2 separate regions of the Homo sapiens genome follow, and region 1 is linked to region 2. Evidence: read pairs that join two places in POLR2A ChIA-PET (ENCODE). Cell type or tissue: MCF 10A. All regions are shown on one strand. Links, peaks and the distances in the headings refer to the core of each region. The heading gives the core; the rest is flanking DNA.

What was found. Peaks named below come from ENCODE experiments on the same cell type or tissue, not always from the same donor. Only the 100,000 strongest peaks of a DNase experiment are listed, where the experiment ranks them.
Region 1: POLR2A ChIA-PET joins it to region 2 with 5 read pairs; 1 of 35 experiments calls an interaction of 5 or more read pairs at or near these places.

The regions. Positions count from the first base shown.
Region 1 is chr10:106,502,519-106,507,902 of GRCh38, forward strand. No RefSeq gene overlaps it. Among named protein-coding and RNA genes, the nearest start is that of LINC02624, 370 kb to the left of the region's middle. In MCF 10A, for the core only: no CTCF peak of the experiment used is centred there; DNase peaks (open chromatin) are centred at 2,213, 4,233 and 4,523.
Region 2 is chr10:107,543,715-107,549,098 of GRCh38, forward strand. No RefSeq gene overlaps it. Among named protein-coding and RNA genes, the nearest start is that of SORCS1, 380 kb to the left of the region's middle. In MCF 10A, for the core only: a CTCF peak has its summit at 1,569 (motif pointing right); a DNase peak (open chromatin) is centred at 2,727.

The DNA.
Region 1 (5,384 bases), core at 316-5,315, 1.0 Mb before region 2:
AAAAGAAAATATCCTGACACCCAGAGAAATATCTATGAAATACCTTAGTTTTTATGATGCTCCTGCCTCAGAGGAATTCTCTATTAAGAAAGGGGTTGATTCTAGGAGAATATGGTGTCTAGTTGACAGAAATTTTCTGCTCCTTCTCTCATATTCTACCCTGATCTGTCTGCCTAAGTGTAAAATCTTCTCACTAGTTTCTTTTTAGCTTTCTGGTTCTTTAATTCTGGTCTCATTACATTATGCTAATCCTCATCTTGCTGAATTTGTTGCCTATTAGACCACATGCTGAAATAATCAAAATCCCTCTGTGTTAGAGTCACGATCTTTTTATCTCTCTCTTGGCTGAATGCCTCCTAGATCATTTCAGGATGCAGATCTTTCCAGTGACTAGAAGTCTCTCTTCCCATCCCAGCCTCTTCTATATCAAATACCATAAGAATGGCAGTGAGCTGTTTGAAAATTTGATGCCTTTGATTATTTAAAAGAGACCTGTTCTCAAAGTTCCCTTTATTTCGAAGAGGAGACAAAGTTTGTTTCAGTCTGGAAATGGATTTAAAGTTGTCTCAATTCTATGTCCAGGGAAAATGGCCTATGTTATAAAAGCAGATCCATATGTTTCTATATATGGTAATTTCACTGGAAGTTTCCTTTTTTTAAAATCATAGATAAATGACAACATGCCATGGCTTGCTTTCTATGTTTATTTTTATTTATTTTCTTTTCTTTTTTCTTTTTTTTTTTTTAATTGAGACAGAATCTCACTCTGTTGCCCAAGCTGGCTGGAGTACATGGGCACAATCTTGGCTCACTGCAACCTCCGCCTCCCAGATTCAAGCGATTCTCCTGCCTCAGCCTCCCCAGTAGCTGGGATTACAGGCATGTGCCACCACACTCAGCTAATTTTTGTATTTTTAGTAGAGACAAGGTTTCACCATGTTGGCCAGGCTGGTCTTGAACTCCTGGCCTCAGATGATCCACCCATAGTGGCCTCCCAAAGTGCTGGGATTACAGGTGTGAGCCAACATGTCCAGCCTCTTTCTATTTTTAGAAGGAGGAATGAAAGCTATCCTTTCTTTTCTTTGAAAAGCAATACTAAAAATATTTCAAATGCTTTGACACTTAGAAGAAAAGTAGAGAAAATGGTATTGCATATTTAAATATTATTAAACAATGAACATTTATTGTCATGTATAAGCTGCAAGATGGAGGGAGGAGTAAAAAAAGAGTAAGGTGACTTAACACTGTCGTACCTTCAATGGCACTAATGATCTCATGGGAGAAAAAGAGAAAAACTTAAGAAACAGCATAGAGGTCCTTTTGAAAAACCTAAGAATTTTTAAAAATTCTTTGGGTTAAGTAATGAAAGGCAAGGGCAAGTAGCTTGTGAACAATCTCCTGAGCAATGTTGTTCTGTGTGTTTACTGGGCTCCCAAGCCTGAAATTATCTTCCCTCTATACCACCTAAATGTGTTCACTTATCCTCAAGCCATCTGAAATCACATTAATTAAACAAATTGTGTTAAATAAAAATGGTTCTTAAAAAATAAAAATGCTATTGGGAGTGTTATCATTCTATCAGTACCTCTGAATCCTGTGTGAATTATTCAGTTTGCATTTATTTGACAAATAGATAAGACCAGAAGTACCAAGGAGATGGGACAGGAAAGGAGGGTGTACTCTTGGGGCATGAGACATGGTGGGGTGGAAGATAGGCAAGAGTGGGCCATCACAGTGGGAGGTTTAGGAACATATAAAAGCCTAGATGACAAGTAGAAGGTAAGAGAAGTAGAGAGACAAAAGAGGCTCCCAAAATAAATCTTCTTCTTCAGTTTGCCTAGAGTCAGCCATCTCCTCTAGAATGGGGAAGAAATGGTGCTACCTTCTATTTAGATCCTCACCCCTTTTTGTTCTTTCTTTTTTTTTCTTTTCCTCTTATCTTTCACTTTCACTTCATCTTCTCCTCTTACTCTTTCTCTTCTCTCCATCTTTTGATTCTGTGCTTCAAAAATTCAACCACCACACCAGTATTATATATATTCAGTTGCATTACATGTTAAATCAGTTTGGGGATCCTGGTCTGACAAAGGAATTATCATTCTAAAAGAAATGTGTTAAGAATTTGCAACAACCAAATTACGCCACATTTTGGAACAAAAACAATGTGTAAATCAGGTCCAGAATACCATCGGCACGCTAAGGCATGGATTACATAGCTTCTGGTTATACTGATCCTTACTGATTTCCCAAGCATAGCCAACTCTGGGTGGCATGGGCCTGCTTCCAGCTCAGATTCGTGACAAACGTGCTGGGAAATGATAGAAACACAGAAGATAAAACACACTTTTTTTCCCTTCCCCAAAATTACCACTTTTTTTTTTTTTTTTTTTTTTTTTTGAGACACGTTCCACTCTGTCACTTAGGCTGGAGTGCAGTGATACCATCTCAGCTCACTGTAGCCTCAACCTCCTGGGCTCAAGGGATCTTGCCACCTCAGCCTCCCGAGTAGCTGGGACTACAGGTGTGTGCCACCATGCTCAGCTAATTTTTAAATTTTTTATAGAGATGGGGGTCTTACTATGTTGCCCATGTTGGTCTTGAACCCCTGGGCTCAAGCAATTCTTCCACATTGGCCTTGCAAAGTGCTGGGCTTACAGCCTGAGCCACTGCCCCCAGCCTGCCACAGCTTTGACTGTGCTCCTGTTGGTTATATCCATTCAGAAATAATCTCGTTAGTATCACTGTATCATAAATGCTTCCTTGCTTTCATTTTATTGAATATTTTTGGAATCCATCCAAGATACTTTCTATTCTTGATCACTTCATTAAAACCATGAAAGAATATGTTCAGGGTTTAATGTTGTGTCCTGATATTTTTCTGTATGAATCTTATATCCCCAAAGTCTGACCAGAGTTGATAGAAATAGATCTTTCCCTTACAGGGAAGGAAATTTTAGTGGAATAGGTCTTCCTTTCTGAATGTAACATTTTCACATAGTGTTTGTTAATTCATGGATGTATAGCTATTCTTGAGTTTACCATGCGATGTTGGTTAAATCATAACTGAAGTCTATTCTCTAGTTTACCAAGGGTCAAAGCCTATTTCATTTAAGCCACACTTGTACTCATTATATACGGCAAGGTATAAAAAGCCAAAAACTACAGAGTACAGAAATGTTCTATACACTCATGGACTGATAGATAATTATGGGTGTGGTTCCCTTTAGTAGAGCTACCATCTCCATTACAGATCCACCATTAGGCCAAATTCCGATATCCGTAGCATGTTTTCTCTCATCCTCATTCAGTCTTTCCTACTGCCATTGTGTTTCTATCTACAATTGCAGAGAAAGTCCATCTAAATTCATGATTTCATTTGGGTCACTTATAATTGCCTATTTTGATTCCCATGAGAACCTGGCATTAAATGGTTAAACAGTAGACAAAAGGTGGCATTACTCGGAAGAGGCCTTAAAACACAAGAATATAATACAACTATGTCTGTAATTTAGTAAATATAGTCAATATGGTAAATTTTAGTGTTGAATTAACATATGAAACAAAATAAATGTACCACCATATAAGAATAAAATCAGTCCTCCAGAGAGCTAGCAGATGGTTAAGCTTGGATTTAGAGGTCTAAGAATTGTCTTGTTACTTCTATAACCTTCATGATACCCTCTTACCTTCTCATCTAGGTGTGTAACATGCATCCCACCCAAAACATGTGCTTGCAAATAATGCTTTAGAGAGTAACATGAACTTAGACAAGCCTATGGACCATCTGAATTCAGAATCTGCTTTTACCTGTGGCCACAGAGGTCTATTTACCTCCAATCTCTAGCAGTCTACTAGACTTAACTGATCCCATAAAGCTGTACCAAAATTCTTCCAACTCTTCAAATGCAAAAAAAAAAAAAAAAAAAAAAAAAACAGCCTTCTGTTTTTGGAGTTCTACCTCTGGCAGTTTCTTCCTACTTCACTCTCACGAATTCAGGGCACAGTAAATGTCTCTTACCAGGCTAGCTCAGCTTCTATGATATACTCTCATAGTATGCTAGTATGCTCTTTGTTTCTCTGTTAACACCCACACACACTGTAATAAACTCAGTTTGTGTAATAGTACAATGAGTTTAGAGATGAGATGATACAAGGTTGGCATCTAGAATGAAACAACTTCCCTCAGAGGTCCTCAGAATTCCCTGGGAGTGGCAGCCTCTCAAGCAGCACTGTCTTGGTACATTCTGTGGCCATTGCGAAATTCCCCAAACATTCTGTAACAAAGGTTATAAAGATGGTCCTTGATTGGCAGGTGTCGAGGGAGAACTTTGCAAAAGAATTTTATGCAAAATTGGAGTTGAGTTCCAGGGTAGACTGGGTACGGACCTCATCCTCACTGGTTAGAAACAATGGAAAACCCCACATGGAAAGTCGCTGGTTTAACAGCATTGAGGCAGGTTGGATCCCAGGGCCAGAAGAGGAAAGTGATTAAAATAAGATAGGAGATGGTGTTTCACCATTTCCTTACTCAGACTCTATTTGTATCACCTAAAATTCCTCGGATATGCGCTTCCTGGGGAAGTGACTCATTCCTTCTCATGACTGCTTCATGCAGAACACATAATATCTTAGGTAAAGGTAGTAAATACATTTTTAGGTCTGTCACAAAGGGCTGCCATTTTTGCCCTCTGTCACATCTGGTATCATCTCCTAGGTACCAAATTAATTGTTTTTGTTCTCATTTTTTAGGAATTTACTGGCCACTAAATAATCATGTCAACCAGCCTGTTTTTGACTGGAGGCTTAGGGAAACACTGTGCTGGGAGGAAACAGTCCCAAACTCCTTTCGCTGTAATTTCAATCTTGTTCTTGTTTTATGTGGCTTTCCCTTGATTGTTAGATACACATATTTCTGGTAGGATCTTTTTCTTCTTCCTTTCTTCTCTACTGCTATTCCAAGGACTTAAATTTCCAGTCAAGTACCTCCTAACCCCACATTTCTTTATAGATTAATCTTACAGTATAATCACACATTTTTAAGGAATCCTTTCTACTAAATAATAACTAACATTTGTTGAACTTTTACTATAGACTTGGCACCATTTTAGGCACTTTACATGTATTCGCTCTTTTGATCTGTATAGTAACTCTGTGGAGAAAGGTACTCTGCATGCTCTATAAATGAAGCAATTGAGACACAAACACAGCTAGTAAATGACAGACTGGGATTCAAAGCCACAGAGTCTAGCTTCAGAGCCCAAATTCTTAGCTACATCATTTTAATACGATTCAAGTGTCATCAATGGGGTTAAATATATGCCAGCCCCATCACAAGATACAGCAAAATAATAGCAAGCACTTCACACAAAGCTAAGATCCAGATT
Region 2 (5,384 bases), core at 272-5,271:
GATCACAGTAATCATTAATGTTGCTTTAACCAATGCAAGGAGAGGGACTTTTAGCTCCCTCGAAGGTACATTGCACTTGGCAGTCAACCACCTAGAAATCAGAATAAAATTAATAAATATGAATCTTGGAATAATAGGAATGCCTAGTCAAAAAAGAGTAAAATTAAGCAGTATTTGAAAATAATTGTGACCTAATAATTTATCATAGGTTTCAGTATTTTTCTTCTTGCTTCACTTCAGTTAAACTGACATAAAAGAAACATTGTTTCTCAAATACCCAGGGACACTGGAAAAAGGTGTTTGAAGATAATAGTGTGTCAATTAAGGCAAAGCTGAAGGATCCAGTCCTTTCTCTGGGAATTGACTGGGCTATCTCTGCAGAGAACTGCCTGAAAAGTCACAACTAATGCCAAAGCCCTGTTGCTGTAAAGGAATTAACACAATTCCAAATCCCTGCTTGTCTGGAGCAACAGAATACAAGGTGCTCTCAAAAAGGCTCATCTGGATACCTCAGCATACAATATTTTATTTTTATTTTTTGAGACGGAGTTTCTCTTGCTCCCCAGGCTGGAGTTCAATGGCGCGATCTCAGCTCACGGCAACCTCCGCCTCCCGGGTGCGAGCGATTCTCCTGCCTCAGCCCCCTGAGTAGCTGGGATTACAGGCATGCACCACCACACCCAGTTAGTTTGGTCTTTTTAGTAGAGATGGGGTTTTGCTATGCTTGGTCAGGCTGGTCTCCAACTCCCGAAGCATACAATTTTTATCCTTTCCTTATTAAGTCAAGAATTTTCACCTTTTCACTTAAAGGAAGTGATGGCAGCGGCAGCCATTTGGAGTGTCCCCTGCAAAGATGCCAGCCACAGCAGGAGAGGCACAGCTAGGGTTGTGCACTCCACCCAGTGGGAGCCAGGAACAGGCAGGACATTCAGCCCCTACCGAGTTGGCGGGAAGGGAGCCCTGTGCTCCCAGGCACAGCTGCATATGTCCAGTTGCAACTCCGGACCCAGGCATCCCTGTGCTCTCAGGGGCCCAGGAAACTACCCCCCACAGCAGTCTTGGAAATGCCTGCACCCACTCCTGGCCTCTCCCTACTCCCAGTGCCTACTCCGACTTTGGAGCAATGTTGTGGCTGAGCCCGGGTGCTGTCACCACCCAGCTGGGTGTGTGCACACTCAGGGTGGTGCTGACATGCCAGGCCCCTGCCGCCTCAGCCCCCTCTGGACTTTGGGCACCGATGAGCGTGGGAGGGAGGCCAAGGGGCTGAGGGCAGCTCAGCGTGGGCCTGCAGGCCCCCTTGGAAAGAACAACCTGGGTCCAGTGAACCGCATGTTGATGGTGGGAGGCAGAAAGATTCCTGAGCTGAAAGGGCGGGTCTGGTGAAGCCCCACCTTCAAGCCAGGGATAGCCTGAAGCCTGGAGGCTGAGCTTCCAGTTCTGGGTGGAGTCTGCCTCACAGAGTGATAACTTATGGTGCTTTTTCTGCGCCTGCTGATGGCCACCCATGGACCAATCAGCACGCAAGTCCTCCCTCCTGAGTCCATAAAAACCCCCGGCTCTGCCAGAATCAGACAGATATTAGGACTACCAGCAGAGGGAGGGAGCTACCCACATCCAGTCTCCTCCATAGGACAACCTGTCTGCTGAAAGGGGCTACCCACTACAAGTCTCCTCTCTTCTGAAAGCTGGAGACTCCTCAGGATGATCTGCCCGTGGAAATGAGCTACCCACTTCAGGTATCCTGAGAGCTGTTCTGCCGCTCAGTGAAGCTCCTCTGTGCCTAGCTAGCTCTCCAGTTGTGTGTGCCTCCTTCTTCCTGGATGTGGGACAAGAACTTGGGACCTGCTGAATGGTGGGACTGAAAGAGCTGTAACACAAACAGGACTGAAACACTCCCCTGTCCAACTCACGCTGTGTGCGACAAGAAGAAGAGAAGACTTGTGGCTTTTCAGGGAACCCAGACCTAGGGGCTCCCCAAGCCAGGGATGTAACACTCTTTTGGGGGCTCTGTGGTTTCTGGCGTCTCCAAGCTTTTGGGTGCCACCGCATCTCCCCGTCCCGGACGCCTGTGCCTGCAGCAAGCCGCTTGCAGTACGTCTTGTCCAGCTGCAGCCTCACATGGAGCCGGCGCCTGTGCCAATGCCTAGAGCTGCCTGTCCCGCCACAGCAGCCAGGCAGCTCTAGGCACTGGCTGTGCCTGGCTGTGCGCAATGGCCGAACCCTGTACGCGCTCACCAGCATATTCCTTGCCGCTCTGCACCTGACTCGCCCTTGGTAGGCGTGGGATCCAGGCCAGTTACACAGACTGAGTGCAGCCTGCCAAGCTGAGTGGGCAGCAGGGGCCAGTGGGCACAAGCAACACTTAGGCAGAAGGTGCCACCAGCCACAGAGGTTTCCGGCTGGCAAAGTGACACCCCAAGGATCCTGTGACAGAGTGCTTTAGGGCTTCTCTTTGCCATATCCAAATTGCCAGCAACACTACTTTTGCGCTTTCGGGAATATCGCTGACTGAAATAAAATGAGAGTTTTATTAAAAAGGAAGAACAGTAGAGGAGATAATGGAAGTCAGTCAGCCATGTCTGCCACACCTATGATGGTCTCATGCAGATAAGCTAAAATTAAATAAAATAAGGTTCATTCTAACGCAAGTACTGCAATCCCATGACAGTTGATCAGATAATTGAGACAGCTGCTAAGTGACTAATGGGTGGGGAACAGAGACAGGATGGATAGGCTACACAAAGGTATGATTCACATCCTGGGTAGGAAAGAGCCAGAAGGCATGAAATTTCATCATGCTATTCAGAACAGAACACAATTTAAAATTTATGAATTGTTTATTTCTGTCCTGTTCTGTTTAATATTCTCAGAGCACTGTTGATTATGAGTAACTGAAATCTTGGAAAGTGAAAGCACAGATAAGGGGAGACTACTGTATATTTAAGGTATTCAACTTGATGCTATGAGATACATACATATAAAATAGTCACTTTAGTGGCACAATTTAACATATCTACATCTCACACAGTTACCTATTTTCTCCCCTGTGACAAAAGGAACTATAATCTACTCATTTAGCAAAAGTCCTGAACACAATACACTATTAACTCTAGTTCTCATGTTGTACATTCCAATTTTCCACCTGTTTATCCTACATATTTGCTACTTTGTATCCCTGGAGCTACATTACCGCATTTCACCCCCACCCTATCCTGACCCTGATCACCACTGTTTTATTTTCTATCTTTATATCATTTGATGTTTTTAAAAATAGAGTTTACATATAAGTGAGATCATATATTTTTCTTTTCGTGTCTGGCTTACTTCATTTAGCCCAATTAAAATTCGATTTGTATCAGTATCTTTAGAAAGCAACTCATCTGAGAAGTCTTCTCTTGCTTCCTTCCTGGGGGGTCCTGTTGCCCTTTCTTTGTGCTTTCGTAGTGGCACCATGACTCTCCTCTCAGCTGGTATCATGTTGCAGGGCAAACATCTGTCTGTCTCCTCTCACTGGATGATAAGATACTTGAAGGAAGGGATTGTATCTATTTTTTGGACCGTCAAAACCACGACTATAATACCTCAATAAGCATTTGCTCAATGAGTAAATGAGTATATGAATAAATTAGTGTTATTTGCTTCATGGCCTGGATTCCTCCATAGCAGAACCTTATCTGCATGAGACCAGCATAGGTGTGGCAGGTATGACTGATTGACTTCCCAATATCTCTTCTATTCTTCTTCCCTTTTAATTATATTTCAGTCAATGGTAGTGCCAACTAAAATATTCATTTTCTAGTTTTTTTTTTTTTTTTAAAAAACTAGAAAGTTTAAATGACAGTGCTTGCCAATGAATATAAGGAAATATGTGTTGGAAATTTTTGGAAATATGTTGCTTTTTTAACGCAAGCATTATCACTTCTTGTTGCTTCCCTCTTTTTTTCTGCCTATAATGCTGACACAGGGCAAGAAAAGAAGTCTTTCTGCAAGATGAGAGAGAGAAATCCATGTGCTAAGGTAGAGGGAGATAGAAGGAGCCTGGTTCTTTGAGCAGCCAGGATTACCTAGCCCTACATGATTAAAAATGGAGCAGCCAGGATTACCTAGCCCTCCTTTTGAACAAGCCATTATAATGGATTTCTTTTATATACAGCCTAATAAAATCCATAACTGATAGCACTTAAAAGATTGCTTGAACTAATTGCTTTGGATAGAACAAATGAATAGGTATATAACTATGGTAATGAGCAGGAAAGTTTCTGCTTTGGTCCCCAAACCTAATGCCTATAGGATTCGGGATCTATTTCTAGGTAAAAATGATGATTTTGTCTTGTACCTTGCTGGGATTCAGTGATCCTTTGTGTTAAGTTCTATAATGCAGAAATGCCCGTGGACTGCTATGCCAGATTCTTCTATGATAATACTCTCTCCAAGACTGTGTCTTTTAAACATGCACAAATTCATGCTCAATCCCATTTCTGACTTGAGATATAGATAATATGTGTAGAAGAAGGCAACATTGAACTAAAAATGAGAAGTTTTCTATTTCAGCCTTACTCTTTTGCCACCTGATGGTCAAGTTATATAATTTTTTAATGAGTTTAAAATCACGGCAGGGAAGCTGCAACCACCTGTCACCAAATTTCTACTGCAATTGTGACCAAAGCCTGAAATTAAAACTCTTTTGACTGTTTCCCCATTTACCCTTCCAAGTGCAGCCTACTGAGACTCATGGAATTAGCATCTTAAAGAAACCCACACATCCCTTCACACTCCTGAAAACCACTGCCAACCACCCCTGCTTTCTCACAATTGTTCTCCAGGACTGCCTGTCTATAGCTGTCACCATTATTCATGCAACGCCCCCACCGAGCAGAGATGGAGAGAGAGATTGAGTTTGCTCACCAGTAAGTTGAGCTGTAAACTCAGGAAAATTGGGCTTCGCAAGGATGGAGAGCCTAGAGCTTTGACAGGCTGTGCTTCTGAGGAGACATGGAGTAAACCGCATTCTCTTTATTCATCACTTAGTGAAAGAAAGAAACACCCTTTGTGAAGTTGTCTCCACAGAGGTATAGCACCTATGGCCACTTTTCCTTGGGGACCTTTAGAAACAAACAAACAAGGCTGCTTCCCCGTCACTGTGTAGAGAGTTCATGCTTTTAATCACAAGGCATATGTAGGTGATAAGCTCTCAATGGTAAATGTCTCAAAAATTATATCTGTAGACCAGATGTTTGTCACAGCTACTGACCCTTAAGATGTAGGCAAGATTGCCTTAAGTGTAGGACACACATGATTTCATGGCCTTTGGGAGTCCACAGCTCTCCCAAAAGATTTCTGTGAATTTCCATGTGGGTTTCAGCTTCCTTGATTTCCCCTGCTTT